Linked DNA regions of Homo sapiens: region 1 is linked to region 2. A link is an interaction called in ENCODE POLR2A ChIA-PET data of the cell type or tissue named here. Cell type or tissue: HepG2. All regions are shown on one strand. Links, peaks and the distances in the headings refer to the core of each region. The heading gives the core; the rest is flanking DNA.

Region 1 (5,376 bases), core at 255-5,254, 190 kb before region 2:
TTATAACCCAGAAATTCAAGCAATTCTGGTGACTACAAATGCATTGTTTTGGAGAATAGTTGTAAGGTGGAAAAAGAATTAGGAACTCGACAGATAGTGAGTTTTAACTTTAAATAACAATTCTTCTTTTGTTTTGTTTTGTTTGAGACGGGGTCTCGCTCTGCTGCCCAGGCTGGAGTGCAGTGGCAGGATCACGGTTTATTGCAGCCTTAACCTCCTGGGCTCAAGCAGTTCTCCCTCCTCAGCCTCCAGAGTAGCTGGGACTATAGGCAAGTGCCACCACGCCTGACTAATTTTTAAATTTTTTGTAGAGATGGGGTCTCCCATCTTGCCCAGGCTGGCCTTGAACTCTTGGGCTCAAGCAAGCCTCCCACCTCTGCCTCCCAAAGTCCAAGGATTACAGGTGTGAGCCATTGCCCCCAGCCAGTATAACAGTTTGTGTGTGTGTGTGTGTGTGTGTGTGTGTGTGTGTTTGACACGGGGTCTCATTCTGTTGCCCAGGCAGTAGTGTAGTGGTGCGACCATGGCTCACTGTAGTCTTGACTTCTCAGGCTCAAGTGATCCTCTCACCTCAGCCTCCTGAGTAGCAGCGGTTACAGGCATGCATCACCACACCTGGCTTATTTTTAAAACTTTTTTGTGGAGACAGGGTCTTACTATGTTGCCATGGCTGGTCTAGAACTTCTGGGCTCGAGTAATCCTCCTGCCTTGGCCTCTCAAAATGTTGGGATTACAGGTGTGAGCCACTGTGTCATAACAATTATTTTAAAATTTTTATTTATTTATTTTTAATAATTATACAAGATGGAGTCTCACTATGTTGCCCAGGCTGGTCTTGAATGCCTGGGCTCAAATGATCTTCCTGCCTTGACCCCCCAAAGTGCTGGGATTACAGGCGTGAGCCACTGCGCCTGGCCTATAACAATTCTTATGAAGCTAAAGTTGATTTGGATTTTAGCTGCCGTTACTACTTATATAATTAATTAGATTAAACAAGTCACAAAAATTGGATGAGCTATCTTGGTGTGTTTTCTTTACTTTTCTCTTTCAACAGAGAGTTGAAGGAGAGGACAAGTGTCTTGTCTGTGGCTTCCAGGAATGTGTGGCAATATAAGATTTACTGTTACAGCAGCCAACTCACCAAGTCATTATTTGACTTACTGAGTTAAGGAGGAACTAAGGGTCATTTTCCCCCCATCATTTGCATGTTTTGACTCCTGAACTGAGGGTCTACGGCCACTGAAGCTAGAAGCTAGAAGGGTGTTAATCAGTAGTGAGCTCTACTTACTCCATGTGTCACTGACAGATGTAAAAAGGAATATCAAGTAATCTATTATTTAAAAATTGTAATAAGAGTGTTTTTTGAAGGAATTCAGGAATGTACTACTAACGAGATTATGATGCAGGTATATCCATCCATGAAGCATTTGTTAGTCCCTTGAAGCATCATGGTAGTGGAATTTAACATGGATCATCTTTGTAAACCCACCTCTCTTTAGGGGCCAGAGAAATCACTGTTTGTTACAACAAGCAAACCTTTCCCTCTCCATGTCACCCTTGCCCCAAACCTGAGAAACATATGGGAACATGGCACAGAGGCTGAGCTCTCTGAAGCCAGTTCCTGGCTGGTTTTGCTGGCCAGGGAGAGGCAGGTGTGGTCAGTTGCCCTGTGGACATGTGGTGTGCAGGGAGAGAAGAGGGAAAAGAGCCACTCAGGCTCTCTGGCTGCCAGGGGATCCAGACTCTTAGCACTAGAACTTCTGTTTCTTAGAATTCTTCCCAAGGAAAAGACAAAACTGTGTTTTTATAAGCTGGTTTCCTATAGTGTAGATTTGGGACTTTTATACATTTTATTACCAAATATTTTTAGTTAAGTGCTTCAATTTTCAACATTAATTCTTTAAAATTTTCTTTTGAGAATCATCACCTGGATTTACATGAATTTTTTAAGCATGAAAAAATTTAAACATATTCAAAAGTACATGAATAGTACATTGAAGCCTTATATACATATCACCCAGATATAAAAATTACCAAGATTTTGTCCCAGTTGCTTCATTTTCCCTGTTTCCTTCTTTGCTAAAGTATTTAAAAGCAAATCCCAGATAGCTTATCATTTCACCCCTATATCCTTCAGTAAGTTTCTATGGAAAATATGGCCATTTTCTTGTATAAACCACAGTACCTCTGTTTTTTTTTTTTGAGATAGAGTCTCACACTGTCGCCCAGGCTGGAGTGCAATGGCGTGATCTTGGCTCACTGCAACCTCTGCCTCCCAGGTTCAGGCGATTCTCCTGCCTCAGCCCCCCGGGTAGCTGGGATTACAGGTGTGCGCCACCATGCCCAGCTAATTTTTTTTTGTATCTTCAGTAGAGATGGGGTTTCACCATGTTGGCCAGGCTGGTCTCGAGCTCCTGACCTCGTGATCGCCCGCTTAGGCCTCCCAAAGTGCTGGGATTATAGGCATAAGCCACAGCGCCCGGCCCACAGTACCATTTTTATACCTAACAAAGTGATTCCTTGGTACACTTAATACCTAGGCAAAATCAAATTGTCCTGAAGGTCATGAATGTCCTTGGACAGTAATCTGGTTCTAATCGAGGATCTATATGAAGCCCACCAATCGCATCTGGTTGTTGTGTCTCTTTAGTCTGTCAGTCTGGAGCAAGCTCCCCTCCCTTCCTCAGTTCCCCATGTTATTTATTTATTGTAAAAACTGGGTCAGTTGTGCTGTAGAATATTCTGCTTTCTGGATTTGTTTGTTTCTTCCTGTGGTGTCATTTAACTTGTTTTACTATACCCTAAACGGAACCCTTTTCCTCTGTTTTCAGCAGAAGTCTGAGAGGCTAAACTTGATGGCTGTGTTAACATATGTCACGTGTAGCACAGTGGAGAAAGCAGGATATGGCTCATAATGACAGTGGTGAAGACCTGCGAATGAAGTTGCTAGTTATCACCTACATTAGGGTTTGACATAGGTCTATGTTATGGGTCGCTGCATCTGCTGGAACTCACAGACTTTACTATAGAGAATCAAAGATCCCGTATCCGAAGTCTATGGAAATGCTCATGGTGGTAAATTCCAACAGAATGAAACACCAAACTTGCTTAAAGTAACTCACGTTTCAATTTGAAAGAGATATTGTCAAAATTGGAGGCCCCCAGGTTCCTGTCTGTTCCAAATCTTTGCATGATGACAGTGGTTTCTCTGATGTGGTAAGCTTTGGCTTTCTTCTGTTTTCTTTCTAAAAGATCACTGGAGTAGAGAGGAGTTAAACAGACATGACCTTTGACCTCTTGCATGACCTCCACAGATAGCAAACCGGGCCGACACATGGTTGACGATGTCCTTTTCTACAATGAAGTTAATGAAAGTTCTGAAAATAGTGATTACTTTCTGACATTGATAGGATTTAGGAAACCTCTGGATAAATAGCTTAAGCATGGCTGTTTATGTTTTTGCTATAGACAAAAAGCAGCAGCATGTACATTGTATTTGGACACAAGCCTGCCTCGGTTAATATATTGAACTATTGGACCACTAGGGTTAGTAGGGAGCGGTCTGTACACTTTCTGATTCAGCATTCAGAAACATTCTAGGTGGACTCTGTAGCTTTCAGTTTTGTAAAGTTATCAGAAAAACATCGGGAGGGTTTGGCCATCATATGTGAGCTTTGTGTTTCAATGCCAGTTACTCAGGATTAGTAAATTAATGACTGTCCAGAGGACTTCAGGGTCACCAAGCTGCTGCACCTGCCATTGGCTGACTCTCCCCGGCTATCTGTGGCTGAGATGGTGCTGCTTAGGTCACGCAGAGCATGAGCTGCTGCTGAAAGGGCACAGGAGATGGCCCTTGGGCTTCTCATCCCAGGATGCCTGCCCTGCCCACCAATCCATGAGAAGATATGTATGATTTCAGTAGGCCCTGGATCAGCTTGTCACCTCTGGTTTCCTGTTTGCTTTCCACTCACTCAGCTGGAGTTTCATTTCCAGACTAAAGTCTTCATCATTGGCTTCAGAAACAGCATTCATCTGTGGCTGTGCTGATGTAGTACACCAAGAACAACTGGGCTCTTCTCTGTCACTTTCAGTGGGCTACCTTCCCTCACCTCTCCAAGCAGCATGAAAGAATTCTTTACATTTTTAATCTCTTTTTTGTTTTTCCCTGAAAGTATGCTTTGGTGCTTAAAGAGAGAAGTCACAAAAGTATACTACTGAGTTTCCTGGAGATGAAATCCTGTTGTCCCTAGCTATGTGAATGAGCACAGGGATCCCTGATGCCATTATTTTGTATATTCATACGGCACACACTTACTGAGGGCCTTCTGTGTGCCCTAGGGGATTGAGCACAGTGACATATCAGGGCAGGTAGAAACAGATGGAGAGCTGATGCGGGCTGTCTTAGAGCAGCTGCCCCAGGAGGCCCCTGTGGATGGATGTTGGGCAGGAGCCCTGAGACGTTAGGGGCATATAACTAAAGGACATAGCAGGAGTTATAGGAGGAGCTGATCCCTGAGGGAAACAATGAAGACGGAGAAGATGGGGCTAAAGTTTGAATTGTGGGGACATTAATCACAGTGATTCTTAAAACTTTGCTGTTGATGATTTTAAATGGAGAAAATGAGTACGTAAGATGTTATTTCCCAGTTCAGTATATTGGTTGCCCACAAAGTATTTTCCTACCATGAATGGTCATATATACTTGTTGTAGAATACCAGGGACAGCAGAGATGGTGGGGTAGTTACTTCCTTTTCTTACAGCCCAAGAACTTTGGTGTCCAGGAGATTGACCAATTTAGCCACTGAGCATTTAATACAACACAGGGCTACCCAGATCCCACTGTCCTGATTTGCCCTGAAAGCCAAAGGAGTTAGGAGAAGGTGAGTGGGGAGAATATATTAATCCTGAGAGTTGAACAGAGCAAAAATCCCTATTACTTTTGTACTTAAAACATCTCTGCCACATGTGCTCACTCTTTATATTCTGTTTAGGTGGTTTATATGTGCACATCCCATCCTATGCCTGCAGTTAGCCAACTCAGGGTTTATATTGCCTCCTTTCTTTTTTTCTTTTTTTTTTTTTTTTTAAGAGATGGGGTCTCATTCTATCATGCAGACTGGAGTGCAGTGGTGTGATCACAGCTCATTGTAACCTCCAACGCCTGGACTAAAGTGATCCTCCTACCTTGGCCTCTCTGGTAGCTGGGACTACAGGTGCATGCCACCACACCCACCTAATTTTTTTTATTTTTATTTTTTGTAGAGACAGTCTCACTATCTTGCTCAGGCTAGTCCTGAACTCCTGGGCTCAAGTTATCTTGCTGCCTCAGCCTCCCATGGGTAATTTTTATTTCCTTTTTTTTTTTTTTTGGAGAT
Region 2 (5,376 bases), core at 51-5,050:
GCCTGGGGCGGGAAGGGTGACTAGCTCTAGTCTAGGTTGTGGCACAGCTCTGGTGAGAAGAGGGGGAGGTGGCCTAGCCAGGAGACTTGTTTAGGGTAGGTGTGCACTGACAGGACGTGAGGACAGATTTGAGAGCCCTTCCTAAGGAGGGGACCCTTGTCCCTGGCTCCCTCTCCCTTCCTCTGCAGGAGTCATCCAACAGTGATGATGAGGGGCATCACCTTTGTTGTTTAAGCCTCCTCCTGTTGGCTCTTGGTGCTACCCAGGGCAGCTCCTTTTATCCCCATGATACAGATGGGATAGTCGAGGCCTAGAGGGTTGAAGCTGTTTGTGTGGCTGATTCTAGGTCAGAACTCATGATCTCCTGACTGTGCTCTGCGGTCTTGGCGATTGGCAGATGTGCCTGATTGGCCTCGGAGGGAGTCGTGGAAGGTGGGCACAGCTCAAGAGAGAGAGTGTTCCATTTGCTCCCTTCCCAGCGGAAAGGCCCTCATCTGCTCCCGCTGGACTGGGCGCTGCTCTGGTTCCTAGCCTGTGGCTTAGTAAGTGCTCAGGAGAAGTCAGTTGAATGAGTGAACAGTGTTTGGAGGTATTTCTCAAACATGACTAAACTGCCCAATGCACACAGAACTTGAATCATGACCTGAGTTGCATAACCAGCAGGGTTGTATGTTCTGCTGCAGTGGAAAAGGACTGAATTTCTATCCGGGTGGGAAAGAAAGATAAAGCTCTGTCAACTGAGGCATCTTATGGTGGACCTACCACTGCTACTTCCACGTCATCTATACCAGCCCTGGGTACTCTTGACCACTTCACCTGTGTAGATCCTCATCTTGGCCTCATTGGTTGTTCTGTCCCAGGGAAGAAATGTTGACTTAAAAAATAGGCTGGCCTTCTGGGATATTCTTCACTGCAGCAGCCCCATATTCAAGGTATGATGAGGTGGGGGTGAGAAGATGTGCTCTCTGAAGGACTTTCTAGAAAGAAAAGTCAGTGGCTTCCATCAAACCAGGAGCTTCCCACATGGTCTCTATGTGGTTGGCTGTGGGAGCGTCCAGGGTACCTGTTCCCTTCAGTGGAAAAGCAAGCCAATTAGCTTCTTTGGGCCCTGGGCCTCTTTTAAGATTGTCCTGGGTCATGGGCCAAGGCTGTGGTCTGCGCAGCTCAGAGTTCTTCCCAAGCAATGCCTTGGTTCAACTGGTGGAGCTTTTTGGAAGGAGGAAACCGTGGACTTGACGGCATTTGGCAGGTAAACCGTAGGTGCTTGGATGATTTTTAGAATTGGTATTGGGACCACAAGGGCAACACGTGTCCATCGTATACTAATATGTGCCACAGCCTCATGATAGACACAGGGCCTGGAGCTCGAGCATTGAGGAGGGAGTCCAGGTGTGTCTCCTCTGTTATGCCAGGCAGCTGACTCCCACTGGCAGCATTTTCCCAGGGCAGAGACCCACACTGTGCCAGGTCCTGTCCTGCTGACAGGCTACAGTGTAGGGCTCATAGAGCCAGCCCCCAAGGTCATGAGGACAGGGGAGACAGTTTACCACATACCAGGCCAATGATCAAGGTATCAACTCATCACAACCAGATTTGGTTTTATCTTGCAGAAATTTCAAAATTGAGCAAGATTTCAAAATAGTTATTTCACAGAGGTTTCAAAATGGGAAGACCTAAAGCCCTATCCTGTCAGCCTATCCTGGCCTGAGCTAGGCCAGGGTGCTGTCTGGCTCCTAACTCCTGTCTTTTCTCCCCAACCTCTTGCTACAGCTCTGTAGGATTGGGCTCCAGGTACTAAATCCTGCCTGATCTTGGGAAGGGATCATAAGCCATGTGCATAACAGCATGTCCTGAGAAAGGGCCCAGGGCATCATCTTCTGCCATGTACAGCAATCTCTGTTGGTGGCTGGGGCACTGACCTCAGATCCAGGCTTGGGCACCAGTTCCCACTTGACTGAGTGGTCTTGGGGAAGTCCCTTCACCTGCAGGCGTTGGTCTTCCTACCTGGACAACAGTGGCGATGGTGGGTTGCACCAGAAAGTCTCAGCCAGTCTGTGGTTCCAGGCTCAGTATCCTCACACAGTGGTATGCTCGTCCCCATTTTCTAGCTTAAGCCATCACGCTTCCTAGATTGCACCTGGCTATGCTGGAACAAATCCAGCCCCACTGGGAAGCCTGCTTTCCTTGTCTACTCCAGCACACAGTGATTTTCCTTCCTTGTGATTTCCATTGACCCATTCACTGGACACACTTCCTACCTTGTGCTGTAATCTCTCTCTCTCTGTCTCTCTTCTCTCTCTTTGTAAGTATGTTTTCTCCATCAAGATTGGGAGCCCAAGTACTTCCCTCCTCCATGGCATGTGGACATACTTGGAATCCACAAACATGACAAATAACTCAGAATCATGGTGATCTAGGGAGTGAAGTATCCTGTGCATCATATATTTTTCCTTGGGTTCTAACAGCTTTCCTTGGGGCCTAGCATGAAGTGATTTTGGTGGTTCCTCATCATGCCTGCAATTGTGTGGTCTTTTCCGCCTGAGGGTTGCCACAGTGTAGCTGCCCTCTATCCTGAGGTGCCCAGGGACTAGTGAAGGACAGGAATCGGGACAGGGCCCCTTGGGTCCCACTGCACAGATTCCCATGTGCTCACTGCTCCCCAGCCCTTCCTGGAGGCAGGCGTGGGATGGGTCTGGAGGGAACAAGGACAGCTAAGTCATTGCCATGGATTTAACCGGCTGGCTGGGCCCATATATGCACAGATTGTGGGGATGTGGACTCCTCCTTCCCATGCTGGAAATGGGCCCCAGAAAGCTACCACCTGCCACTTCTGTTGGGCGGGCGGGAAGAAGCTTGCACCATAGATACTGTGAAGTCTGCAGGTTTCACTCGGTTGGGATTTGTCATCTGGCAAACAGTCAAGTATCTGCCATACCTGGCCGAGTCAGCTGCAGCCTTCATGGCCAATCCGCATGATGAAGTATCCAGTCAAGTTTTGGCAATTCCAAAGGTGTGGCAATCTTGGTTGCAAGGGGCCAGTGGGGAGCATTGCGACAGAGGCCCTTGTGCTGGACCTGCAGGACGCCCCAGGAAGAAGGTGGAGGGTGGAGGGCACCCTTGACAGTTGACATCTGTGTCAACAGCGCCCAGTGACACACCGGGGGAGGACGAGCCTGCACTTGGCAGGCCAACAATGAGCTGATTGATGCAATGAACTTTCCCCTCAAAGGCCCCACCACTGCCTGGGGAGCCTGGGCCAATGGTGGTCTGCCTGCTTCCCCTGTAGCGATCCGCTGGCAGCCTCAGAGCAGGGAATGGGGGTGGGTATTGGCTCCTGATGGGGTCAAGACTTGTCCAGGATCCTCTAGGAGCCTGCTGTGGAGTAAGGAGAAGGCTGGCAGCTCCTGGACATGCAGGAACAAAGGCCTGGGAGAAATGAGTGGTGTATGAGTGGGAGTGGCTGGGCCCTGGGTGGGTGATGTGTCTACGGTGCCTCCCACCTGGCATGAGGAGGGAGGAGCTTCATGAGCTGCTGGGGAGGCAGGTATGTTTGTCCTCCCATAAAATGTGGCCCAATTTATAGGGGTTGCAAATGTTCCCTAGAAACCTTACCCATACTGCACGTCTGGGCTCAGTTCAGCACTGGGGATGAAAACCTTGGCCCTTCTTCTTAGACCCTGTCCCTCCTTCTCCATGTATACATGCATGTGTGTGCGCACACACACGCTCTACCTTGCCAGCTGAGGTTGTATGATTCATGTTGCTGGGGAGCTCAGACTACTCAAGGCCATGGTGCTGGGAGACTCCATATCTGGGTACGGATATTTAGTCTAAGCAGGCCTCAGGTCATGGGACCCTCTAGTTGACTCTGCTAACAAAGACTTCTCCACCTACTTTTTTTTCTATGCTGTATCCCCAGATGAAGCAAGCCCAACAGACCTAGGTTACTCAACAGGGCCCTTAAAACAGGTCATTGCCTCTCTCAGGGTCTCAGTGTTACCACCTGCTCAATGGGGCAATAGTGTTGGCTCAGTATGGATCTTGGGATTGTGTGAGTTTCCAGAGAAAAAGGGGAGAAGGTCCTTTCAGAGCTGAGCAGAAGACTAGAATTCTCCAAAAATCCAAGTTTGTCTAGCCCAACTCCTATTTGAAACCTTTCAAGGCTCCTTCAATGGTAACATTCAATGATTATTTTCAGGAGAGAGGCCAAAATGCTTATCAGAATCCACCCTCTGCTTATCTCAGTTCTTCAATGCCACACTATTTCCCTGTCCCCTTGTTTTCTACATTCCATCCATGCTGGCCTCTTTCTTAATATCTGACATACAGAGGCCTCATGGTGGGATAGAACGCGGAGACTATTGGCTTCTTTGCTGGGAATGCCTTTCTTCCTACATCCCTCTCTTTTTCCTTTCCATCTGGTTAACTCCTGTTCATCTCTTGGTTCTTAGAGCAGTTGTCCCTGTAGATATTTTCTACCTTGTTTTTTATTTTTTTATACATCATAAACATAATTTTTTTAATAGACTCTGAGAAAATTCTGTTATCTGAAATGTAAATCTGTTTCAGTATTTTGATTCATGATGTCTTATTTCCTTGTGTGCCTGGTTATTTTTGACTATGTGCTGGTCATTAATGCTAAATTATTTTAGAAATAATTCATTCAGAGAGGATTTTATTTGCTTCCTCTGGGCTGTGGAGTGCTGTCTGTTAATTTAAACATGAGATTCATTTAACTCTCGGGTTATTTGAACAGGAGCTACAGGCTCACAAGAGGGCTAGTTTATTTGTAGTTCACCCTCATGCTGGGAGTAAACCCCTTTATGGGCTCATTTTACATAGGTGGAATTGACACTTTGACTTTTGTACCCCTCATTTTAGAAGGTCACCACCAACTTCTTCCAGATCAGAAAATGTCCTCAGGGCTAATGTGGCTTTGAAGGTTTGGCTTATTTTTTTATGTCCTCACGTTTTTATAAATTTTGGTGTGGTAATTCTTAGCCATGTTATAGCTTTTTGATTCTTTTGAGAAAATTGAATTTATTCAGACTTTTTCAGGTATCCTCTGTAGGAGGTTGGTTCAAGTTCACTAGCTCCTCCTAAGGGAGCAGAAGTCTCTTGGTATAATTGTAACTTCTCTAAGGAAGCATTCTCTGACTTCCCACATGGATCTGGCTTCCTAGTTATGTCTTCTACTGATAAAATGAGGCTATCTCCTTACGAGTTCTCACAATGGTTGTACTAATCAGTTCGTCTGTATGGTTATTTGGTTAACACCTCTATCTCTACCTCCAGACTGTAAGTCCATGCAGGCAGGGGCGGGGCAGATGCCTATGCCTGTTTTGGTAACCATTGTATCCCGAGCACCTAAAGCAG

What was found. ChIA-PET counts read pairs that join two places held together with the same protein. Peaks named below come from ENCODE experiments on the same cell type or tissue, not always from the same donor. Only the 100,000 strongest peaks of a DNase experiment are listed, where the experiment ranks them.
Region 1: POLR2A ChIA-PET joins it to region 2 with 10 read pairs; 1 of 35 experiments calls an interaction of 5 or more read pairs at or near these places.

Annotation. Positions count from the first base shown.
Region 1 is chr5:134,961,636-134,967,011 of GRCh38, forward strand. PCBD2 (pterin-4 alpha-carbinolamine dehydratase 2) reads left to right here. Exons shown (of 4, transcript NM_032151.5): 4 at 1-1,009. Among named protein-coding and RNA genes, the nearest start is that of CATSPER3, 3.6 kb to the right of the region's middle. In HepG2, for the core only: no CTCF peak of the experiment used is centred there; DNase peaks (open chromatin) are centred at 3,226, 3,616 and 3,746; H3K4me3 peaks cover 524 bases.
Region 2 is chr5:135,153,871-135,159,246 of GRCh38, forward strand. All of the region lies in intron 2 of PITX1-AS1 (PITX1 antisense RNA 1), which reads left to right. Among named protein-coding and RNA genes, the nearest start is that of LINC02900, 92 kb to the right of the region's middle. In HepG2, for the core only: no CTCF peak of the experiment used is centred there; DNase peaks (open chromatin) are centred at 621, 3,111 and 3,861; H3K4me3 peaks cover 558 bases.